Linked DNA regions of Homo sapiens: region 2 is linked to region 1. A link is an interaction called in ENCODE POLR2A ChIA-PET data of the cell type or tissue named here. Cell type or tissue: GM12878. All regions are shown on one strand. Each heading gives the region's core, and the rest is flanking DNA. Links, peaks and the distances in the headings are about the cores only.

The links. Peaks named below come from ENCODE experiments on the same cell type or tissue, not always from the same donor. Only the 100,000 strongest peaks of a DNase experiment are listed, where the experiment ranks them.
Region 2: POLR2A ChIA-PET joins it to region 1 with 5 read pairs; 10 of 35 experiments call an interaction of 5 or more read pairs at or near these places.

What each region holds. Positions count from the first base shown.
Region 1 is chr10:110,322,303-110,327,680 of GRCh38, forward strand. No RefSeq gene overlaps it. Among named protein-coding and RNA genes, the nearest start is that of SMNDC1, 20 kb to the left of the region's middle. RefSeq lists an enhancer at 2,907-3,066. In GM12878, for the core only: no CTCF peak of the experiment used is centred there; DNase peaks (open chromatin) are centred at 2,609 and 4,549; H3K27ac peaks cover 3,666 bases.
Region 2 is chr10:110,504,971-110,510,348 of GRCh38, forward strand. DUSP5 (dual specificity phosphatase 5) reads left to right here. Exons shown (of 4, transcript NM_004419.4): 3 at 1,965-2,184; 4 at 5,050-5,378. Among named protein-coding and RNA genes, the nearest start is that of DUSP5, 9.8 kb to the left of the region's middle. In GM12878, for the core only: no CTCF peak of the experiment used is centred there; no DNase peak of the experiment used is centred there.

The DNA.
Region 1 (5,378 bases), core at 62-5,061:
CCCTCTGAACTCATTCTTCTCCTTTCTTTTCTACTTCAGTGGGACACCAACTCCATCTACTATGTCATTACATAGCTCAAGCCTCTTTCCTTTCTCACAGCTGCTGTCTTAGTACAATTCCATATTTATAGCCTGGGAGTCTCCTAAATTGTCATCCTGATCTCTTCTCTTTCTGCTGCCGGAATGGTTATTTTAAGCCCGAATTCTGACCTTGTCACTTTCCAGTTTAAAATCTTCCAGTGATTTTCCATCCCTTTGGAAACAGAATTTCTATACCGTAGCATATTGCTTCAAGATCTGGGTCCTGATGTCATCTCTAGCCTTAGTTATGCCACTTGGAGGTCTCCAAATGAGCCACAGTGTCACACCTCTGTGGTTTGCCAATGTTGATCTTTTTTAGTGGAAGTTTATTCTCTTGTTTCTCAGGCTAATCTGTACTCATCCTTCAATCACCAACTCAAGGGTCATCTTCTCTTGGAAAACGTCCCTGACCCCTTTCCCTAGGTGGAACTGGATGCCCCCTGCTCATCCTGCGTAGTGCTGTGGTATCTGTGCTCCTTTACCTCTATTATATCTGGTGTTCCATTGTACTCTTGCCATTGATTTTCCTTTAGCATCAGGTCTTATTCATCTGTAGATCTCCAGAACATGGCAAATAGCTGGGGCTGAGTGTTTGTTGAATGAGCAAATGGCTGAGTGAAACAAGAGTTTGAATTGATTCCCTATATGGAGCCTATCTGTTTCTCAGGCAGTAAGTTCTTCTTTTGCCATGATAAACCTCCCCAAATAAGATTATCCAGGTGAGAAAACCAGCAAAGAACCTGAGGCAAAGGCCCAAGGAGGGGAACTTTGTACACGTGCTTACATAATGGACAGTGAGGCAACTGAGCTTATTTTTCCACCAAGGAGATGCGTTGGGCTAAGCAATTCATGTGTAACTTTGGTCACTAGCACATGAGTAGACCAACAATAAGCTTAAACTAGGAGAGTGATCTTTTTCAATGAAACCGTTTTGGACTCTTTTCTGCTGTAGGTGAGAGACTACCCTTCTTTGCTTTTTATACCACTTTTTGTGGACTAGTACTCATGTCCATCACTCATATCCCTAGGATTCTTCCTTCTAACTCTTAAGCCACTCATTTGCCAAAACAAAGCCCAAATTTCTCCAAAATATTGTCTTTTGTTTGCAGTCATTTTCAGCTCATCAGCATTATTGATTTTATGTCCACTCTGAAGGGAAGGCCACAGAGTTGACACCCAGGAAAATGATTCTCACTCAACTTACAGACCAGCTTAAACCAGGAAAAATGGGACCTGCAGAAAGATCTGGCTGTCCCAGACAAATGGGCATGAGTCAGGTTTAGCTCTGTCAGGAGGCCTCTCTGCTGCTGCATCACTGCCACATCAGCTGCCCTCCCGCACATTCCTGCTCTTGCTCCTTGTCTTCTGGAGCTGGTTGAGCATAGGCCCAGGGACCTAGTGAGTCAGCTCACTATGCCAGTTCCCTCCTCTGTGACCTGGTGCTTTTCTTTCCATCCTTTCTTTCCTTTCTATCGTCCTCCCAGATGATAACATTTCTCTTATAAAGATTATATTATGACCATACTTGAAAGATTTGTACATGTTTTGTTTATTTTCATTGCCGGAGCTAATTACCACACTAGTGCTTTCTGTAGATATCTCTTGTCTATCCCAGAATTCTTATCCTGAGTCCACTTAATAGATAACATAGGTGGGAGTCCTGAGACCTGGGAGAGGCAATATTCCTCCAATGTCCAGCCCAAGCCATATACTGAACATCTGTTGCCAACTCTCTTTGTACCCCCAAGAAACTCCTTTCATATGAGGGAGACCCCTTCATGGTTTACTAAAAAGCAATTTAGAAGTAGCAGAAGTAGCATCAACAAAGGTAAGTCAAAGAAGGAAAATAAGTTGTCAAGAACAGTGAGCAGTGATAGAGCTCAAAAAAATCAGACCACATATTTCTTTTTTTTTTTTGAGATGGAGTTTCACTCTGGTTGCCCAGGCTGGAGTGCAATGGCGTGATCTTGGCTCACTGCAACTTTCGCCTCCTGGGTTAAGGTGATTCTCCTGCCTCAAACTTCTGGTAGCTGGGATTACAGGCATGTGCCACCATGCCCAGCTAATTTTGTATTTTTAGTAGAGACAGGGTTTCTCCATGTTGGTCAGGCTGGTCTTGAACTCCCATTGACCACATATTTCTATGCTTGGGGTGTATCCATCAAAGTGAGTGGGTGACACTTGTCCCAGCCCAACACTGAATGACTCACTTTCTGTGCTATCAGCAAACAACCAAGGCTCTGCCCGGTAGTTAACAAACTCACCGAAGGAAACGCTATTCTGAATCTGTCACTAATTGAATTTTTAAATGTAATCCAATTGCCAGCCAATTTACAAACTTCCTCTGTATTCTCCAGGTTGTTTCTAGCCTTCCTCCTAATCACTTTTGCAGCCTGGCTGGATTTGATCAGGTTTATCTTTGTTTGGTTTGAGAAGGAATTGAAATGCCTCCTTCTCTTAAGAAGATGATTGTATATCCCTTGCAGTTTGCTTAGGGCACAGAGGTGATCTCATAGGGTTTTTCCACTCGGTGTATTTGATTTTAAAAACATAAATATGTGAAAGCCCCAATGTTGCCTCTTAAAATCCCCTTTGTGCTCAAAGAGGAAGTTTGGTGAACAGTTTCAGCAAAGTATCAGGAATATCAGATAGCATTGATTCACCGAGTTCTGGAAACAAACCTCAGCTTCTCCAGTCATTGGCTCATGATAAGAAAACTTCCCTTCCCACAAACTAATATGACAAAAAAGAGAGATCAGATAAAGATGACACATGAATTTGACGAGTGTTCCATCTTTTTTTACCCCAGCTCATGCTGTGCCCTTCTGGCTACATCATTGCCCTTGCTTCTCTACACAAAAGTCTTCTTCATTCTCACTCTTGCCCAGTAACCTTCACCAACATTCTGTCCTGTGGGGAGCTCTTCCTCCCCTGAACAACTCTGGCTTGCATGTAAAAATCTCCTAACATACACACACAGTATAGACTTTCCAAGGCAGGGACTCTGCTGAATTCTTATTTGCACACCTGTGGGATAAGCTGCTTAGCTCACAGCCCTGGTGTGCAATGCAGGCTGGGCATCAGAACTACCCATATAGCTTTTAAGAACTACAAATGTCTAGGTTGGGTGCAGTGGCTCACTCTGTAATCCCAGTGGAGGCCAAGGTGGGAGGATTGCTTGAGCCCAGGAATTCAAAACCAGCCTAGACAACATAGTGAGACCCCATCTCTACAAAATAAAAAATTTAAAAATTAGCCAGGCATGGTGGCATGCACCTGTGGTCCCAGCTACTCGGGAGGCTGAGGTGGGAGGATTGCTTGAGCCCAGGAGTTTGAGGCTACAGTGAGCCATGTTCACATCACTGCACTCCAGCCTGGGTGACACAGTAAGACCCCAACTCAAACAGCAACAACAACAAATAAACTACAAATGTCCAGACCCCACTCCGGGCCTTCTGAATCAAGATCACTCCATAGGTGACTCTGACTTGCGGCTGAAATGAGAACCACTAGCTTACCATCATTGGAAGGATTAAACGAGTTAACATACAGACGGATATTTTTTAAACTATAGACTTTCATGACAAATGCTAGGTATGATTCGTAGTGAATGCTACAGTTGCCCTCCACCCCATCCAACCCTTCTAACTCCTCCTCCCTTTCTCAAAGTTTCTGTTCAGAGGGTCACTCCTCCTCCACGCAGCCCCGTGGCTTCAGGGAAGCTGACCCCGCCTTCAGTGTCAGGTGAGGGGCTGATTTGTCTGAGCCTAAATCCATGATTCAGGAGTGGGGATGTGACTGGCCATTGAGACCCAGAAGGACTGCTGGAGGCTTCTGGGAAGAGTTTCCCTCACTTTGGGAAGCTTTGCTCTCCTGTCATGATTCTAGTTGTTACTGACAGCCATTCTGGGACCTTTCTCTCTCTCTTTCCTCTCTCCTTTCCCCAGAGGTAACAGGGCTTAGGATAATGCTATGAAAACACCTTGGTCTTTGACGGTGGATGGAGCTACCCTGAGCTGATCTCAATTTGGATTTCCATTTCTGTGCACCAGGAAATGCCTCATGGTTTAAGGCAGCTCTGTTACTTGTGGCTGAAATATCCTCCTGGCTACATTTGCTTTTAATTCCTTCTCAAGTATCATCTGACACAATGCCCTCTTTAGTAAATGCTTCAATAAGTATTTGTTGAATGTATGAATGACTTCATCGTCATTGAGTGCCTAGACTTGCTGGGTACTGGAGATACAGTAGCAACTAAAAGAAGTCCCTTTCCTTATGGATTTTATATTCTGGTGGGAATAAAACTGCACTTGTGGGTCAGGTTAGCAGCTTCTCTAGAGAAATAAACTTTATGTTTCTAGTTGTACAAACAGATGGTTCAACCCACATTAGGGGTTAGAATGGTAACATTTGTGCTAAAGAATCACTGCTTAGGAATTCACCTGACCACCAGAGTGACTTTCTGCAGCTAAAGAAAAAGGAAATGACAAGAAGAATCATGAAGAATACTTTGTCCCTAAGTTTATGACTCAGAGGAAAAACTACAGGGCTCTTGTTCCCAGATCTCAACACCAGAGCATGAGACAGGTCCTCGATTGCAGAAGACAAAGTGAGGAGTAACAATCTGAAAGATTCAGGATAACTCGATTTTAACAAATGAATGAAACTGGAAGAAGGGGAAACTGACGACCTGCTGAATGTTAATATTTGAGTCAGTGCAAGGTATCACGAGAGGTAGGGATCAGCTCATCTCTAGGTCTTCTGTCTGCAAGAAAGCAGGCAAAGGGAGGATGCTTCCAACTTACAGATTGTCTAGTGCAGCTTAAACTGAGGGACAGCCTTTCTTCTTTATTTTTGTATAGGATAGCCTCTTTTTCAAGATTGCCTTAGATGTATTCTTTGCACAAATGTTGGGATGATCCCATAACTTCTCCGGGGAAGTCAATGCTAGCTAGGGTGGCTACATTCACCACTCAGATTAAGGAAAGAGTCACCTGGCAAGTAAAATGACCGAAATGAAGAAATGTTTGGGGCAGCAACAGGCCTGGTGATTCAGCTGGGCTGGCCAGAGAGCAAATTCCAAGGGGTAGGATAGGAGGGGAAGCAGTCCAGCAACCTGAGGTAAGGGCCAAATTCAGGAAGATTAGTGATAACGCAAGGCAAAGGTAAACACGCTAGACCTGGAAGATGAGGGCTTCATAGAGCAGGGCTCAGGAACTTTAAGCCTGGACACTTGGGGAGCAAGAGGTAAGGACTTTGACCCTAAGATCCTGAGGTTAGGTCCCAGTAATAAAACT
Region 2 (5,378 bases), core at 91-5,090, 180 kb after region 1:
GAGCTCCGCTGTCTGACGCCCAAGCCCAGGTTGTTAACCACTGCACCACTTTGCCACCAGGAAGGCTGCTCTGTACGCATGGAAGTTTGGGAGGTTTCGAGGAGGTGATGCAGATGGACATTTTATCTCTAGAGGAAGAGAGGAAAGAGGGAATTTTTTCCTTCCTGTCTTTACCTGAAATACTTACTTTCTCATATTGATCACTATTGAAATGGAGTCAGACAAGGCCTTGCATCTCATGCTACGCAATCAGTTTTGGGTTTCAGCCCAGCTCTACCACTGACTAGCTCTGACTTGGACAAGTTATTAAATGCATCTGAGCCTCAAGTTGCCCATCCGTAAAATGGGAATAATGTTACCTACCTCACAGATTTTGTGAAATTGGTATGATGTAGGCACATCTAAAGGGTTAAGCCCCCAGAGGCCAGCCATAGTAGATGCTGATAAAAATACCAGTTGTTATTACCGTATGTAAAATCTTGTGTAATTTTCTTTCAAGTGACTGAACTGGCCTTTGCTTAAACACTTGACTTCTCAGGAAACAAAAAGCTAACTCCGGGTGTGGGGTAAATTGAGAATTGCCTGTGGCTGGCCCCTGTCCCACGCACCCTTCCCTGTTAGGGATCTGGCTGAGAGTTTCCATTCCGTTCTTATTCCAGGGCAGGAAATGGAAACACAGGAAGCAGATGGTTGGCATGGGAAAGGCTCCCAAAGACACAGCCACTGTCACCCAGCCCCTTGTTTCCCTCTCAGTCTCTAAGGGCTCCCATTTTTCCAACCATCACTAGCTTTTCTGCCACCTTCAGAGCCCTGTAAATGCTGTGACTGCCAGAGTCTAACCAGCGGTTCATTTTAGTTTTGCCTCAAGGTGGATGGTCTCTGGTTCCCCCTTGACTAGAAATCTGGGGTGTGGGTAGCCTCCCAAAAGGATGGCTCTGTAAGCGGGTCTCACCAGCACCTTCAACAAACCCCCGTGTGAAGAAGGTCAGAGGCGGGGAAGCCCCTCTGCTTGTGGCCTGACAACATTTTTTATCTAAAGATTCTGAGTAGGTAGTGGTTATTTTCATTTCTAAAAAGCATACTTTTTTGTGGAGGTGGAGGTGCATTTTAACATCTCTAAAACCTGGGTGCATCTTAGGATCAACAGTGTCTTAGGTTTGATGAAATACACCATATAGGCTAGGCTTGGTAGCTCATGCCTATAATCCCAGCACTTCAGGAGGCTGAGGTAGGAAGATCGCTTGAGGCCAGGAGTTGAAGACCATTCTGGGCAACATAGCAAGAACTCATCTCTACCAAAAAAATTATAAAATTAGCCAGGCATGGTGGTACATGCCTGTAGGCCCAGCTACTCGGGAGACTGAGACGGTAGGATCTCTTCAGCGTAGGAATTCAAGATTACAGTGAGCTATGATTGTGCCGCTGCACTGCAGCCTGGGTGACGGAGCAAGACTCTGTCTTTCCAAAAAGGAAAAAAAAAATACACTATGTAAAATGTCAAGGCTGTAAAGGAGGACACACACCATGTTGAGTCCTGGTCCATTTTATCTGTAAAGAAAGCAAGACTGTCCCAAGGCATAGGAGATTGCCCTGGTACTCTCAGGGCAGCTGTAACTTCAACACAGGCCTGTCAATTTTTCCCATATTACCACATGGCTTCTCATCCTTGTCAGCGCAGGAAGGCTGTCGGCATATCCTGCCTCCTGGATATGTGCAAAAAAGTGAACTCTTTGCTGTGTGGATTTTGCTGTCATTGAGTCACAAGGCAGTCACATAAGGTAGAGAGTTGGCCAGGATGGAGATACAACCACACTTGGTTGAACTGCCCTGGCTCTGAACTCCACTTGGAAACCAGAAAGGGAACCACCCATCTTAAGAAACAAATAGGTCGGAGTTGTTTTTTCCTCTCTCAAATGAACAAGCTAATCCAATATTTCCTGATTGTCCTTTGTCCCTGCATCCAGGGTGGCCCAGTTGAAATCCTTCCCTTCCTCTACCTTGGAAGTGCCTACCATGCATCCAAGTGCGAGTTCCTCGCCAACCTGCACATCACAGCCCTGCTGAATGTCTCCCGACGGACCTCCGAGGCCTGCGCGACCCACCTACACTACAAATGGATCCCTGTGGAAGACAGCCACACGGCTGACATTAGCTCCCACTTTCAAGAAGCAATAGACTTCATTGGTAGGTTTAGCCATTCCCCTTCAGTTATTTTGGGAGCCCCTTTGGGGCATGTGTTCTTGACTTTTGATGCCCTGATGGAAGCTACCTTCACTGAAAGAAAAGTGTCTTGTATATGCCGCTGCTGAGAGTTGGAGCCAACATGGGATGCAGCTACCAAAAAGGTGGAAGGGAGGATTTAAGTTGCTATGAATAGGAGCTTTAATTTGCAAGATAAATGAATTAATATAATTTTATGGCAGTACTCACTGTCGATCTTGTTATTGTTTCTAGCTGGGCAGGAGCTGAGTGTATCCCTGCGTAATGCTCCACACAAGGAAAGCAGGGGGAAGAACCTCCCTAACTGTGCTTCTACGTAGGTTGGGTTTATTTTTAAAAGCAAACAGAAGGATTCAGAGAGCACTACTTACGCACTGAGCCCCAAGGGCCCCCAGCAGCTTTCCATACTCTTGGTGAACGGCTTGGGGCAATTTGTTTTGCATTTTCAGCTAATTTTGGATTAAAGATAGCACTTGACTCAAGCTCCATGCTGTATGCACAGAAAAGTTGGCATCTTTTGCCTGCTTTCTGCATTCTTGTTACGCAGTTATTTATTCCATTGCATAGACCTGAAAACCGAGGCCTTGGCCTCTGGTCCCTCTGCCAGGAAAGGGCTGTGGCCTTAGGGTTTCCAGGTCCTCTGTGTTGCCTGGATTGTTCTCCCATTTGGCATCTTCTCCTCCCCCATCCATCTTCCTAGGAGGCTGGCCTGACTTTTTTCTGTTTCAGATTTGCAAGTACCAGTCTCTAACCTTGTGATCATGCCCCGTTTTCCAGCTCCCATCTTCCTCTTTAACATACGTAGTTGTTGAAACTGACGCGTGATTTTCCTGTCTCTTGTTCCAAGGGATGTTGGAGGAGGAAAGGCAGGTGTTAGCACAGCAATAATTACTTAGTGCAGATAGCAATTAAAGGTCCCCCTTGAGCCACATAGTGGCCCTCTGTTCACCACACAATTTCTGCTCCCCAGGAAACCCTGACGAGAAACTCATCAGAGGCAAAAGGCCGAGCCTGTCCTGCTTGTCCCCTGAGCCTCTGGGCTGAAATGATTCCTTTGGAGCTTGAAAGGCAGCCAAATGATGGGTTCAGGGTGGGAAACCCTTGACTTGTTCTCCCTGTCCCTGGGAATGCCTTGCCCTTCTCAGCCTGTTATTTAATTACCTGGGTAGCTACTTCATGAGGTCATGAAACACGCCCCCATCCAGTTCTCAGAACCCTCCCTCCCCATCCTGTGTGTGTATTGTGTCTGTGTACGCACAATCCACAAACCCACAGCAGTTTGAAAGCACAGGATGCTTTTTCTCCGATTGCTTGCCCTGCTAATGGAAGGAGAGACTGGGTCTCCCCAGTGAGCCATGTGCTGAATATATGCTGACCCCTTCCAAGGGAAGAGGGCCATGTGGAAGGCAGGCTCCGAGGTGTCGAGTGGGCTCCAGAGGCAATACACTCTGGACCCTTTGCATTCTTGGATGTGGCACTAGGCCAGTTAAAAGCTAAACTTTGAAGGAGGCCAACAGAGGAGCGAAGGGAGATAGGAGCCCGACTCTGTAATTCTAGGGACTTGGGGGTCTCCCCTTTGAACTAATTTAAAGAGACTGTTTTGTTGTTTCTTTTGAGTCAGACTGAATTGGAGGACACCCCTATTGAACTGCTTTGGGGTATGCTGTGGGGTTTTTGTTCAGATGGGGAAACTCTAGGATTCCTCCCTGATGCCTCAGAAATTTTATCTTTTAGATCTTGCAGATTGATTTGCATACTTTGACCTTGGGGCAGGGAAGTGGAGGGTGGTAAGGGGAATGACTTTTTCTTTTGGCCCTTCAAAATCGTAAATGTTTTTGCGTATTGTAGCCTGCGTAGTGCCAGCTACATCTAACTTCCTGTGATGTAATTGTTTCCTCACTAGCAAGAGAGGGAATTGGAAAGACTGTATTTTTTGTGGATTTGATGTGTACGTATCTTTAACCTTTCACCCCTTCCCATTTTTAATAGTTGTAGCTGGTTTTCTGGGGGCAGGGGGCTGGGAGGTAGAACAGGAAGGGAGGCATCCTCCCCTTTTTGTCATATTGAGCTAAAGAATGCTAACTGATGGTGGTAGCTTTATAGCAGCGACTCCCATTGTTGAGCAAGATGGAATTTGTGAAAGCCATTTATATCCTCCGTCTAGTAGGCGTCACTTAGCCAGGGCTATAATTAGTGGCCATGCGCTATTTATTGTGTGTTTGGTGGTGAGAACCCTGGGAGCTGAGCCAAGCATCCTGCCCTGGCACAGCCAGACAGGGTGCCCGGAGAGACCGGAAGGCCTCTACCAGGATCGGGGTTAGGTTGTTACCCTTAGAATCAGACCTGGAGAGACAAGAGTTGCTTCTCCAAGTCAGTCTTTGAGCCTGGGATGCTCTCCTTAGAAAAATGTATGTGCCCAATAAAAATGTGCACAATTTCAAGGATTTTCCAATGCCCTCTTGGAACCATCAGTGGAACCTAGGTTAAGATGGCATCCCCAGGAAGGGACTGCTCCAGGTCCATCGCCTCCAGAGGCAGAATCTGCAAGTATCTTGGGAACTGTAAAGCTTCTGTGTGCTTATGTCTCTTGTGACAATAGCTGCTGTAAACTGTAAAGGTCCTACTTGGGGATAGTCTTTGCTGGGACCCCAAAAGCTCTATCCTCACCAGTGGGGATTAAAGACTGGCAGAAGTGTAGTGTAGGGCCGTGGCTCTTAGGCAGGCACAACAGTTTCATATCTAGGTTACTCCAGTGTTTGATTCTTGTGTTTTGCCATTGCCCTTAGATTCTAATCCCAACTCACTCCCACCATCTTTTCTTCCTTCCAGACTGTGTCAGGGAAAAGGGAGGCAAGGTCCTGGTCCACTGTGAGGCTGGGATCTCCCGTTCACCCACCATCTGCATGGCTTACCTTATGAAGACCAAGCAGTTCCGCCTGAAGGAGGCCTTCGATTACATCAAGCAGAGGAGGAGCATGGTCTCGCCCAACTTTGGCTTCATGGGCCAGCTCCTGCAGTACGAATCTGAGATCCTGCCCTCCACGCCCAACCCCCAGCCTCCCTCCTGCCAAGGGGAGGCAGCAGGCTCTTCACTGATAGGCCATTTGCAGACACTGAGCCCTGACATGCAGGGTGCCTACTGCACATTCCCTGCCTCG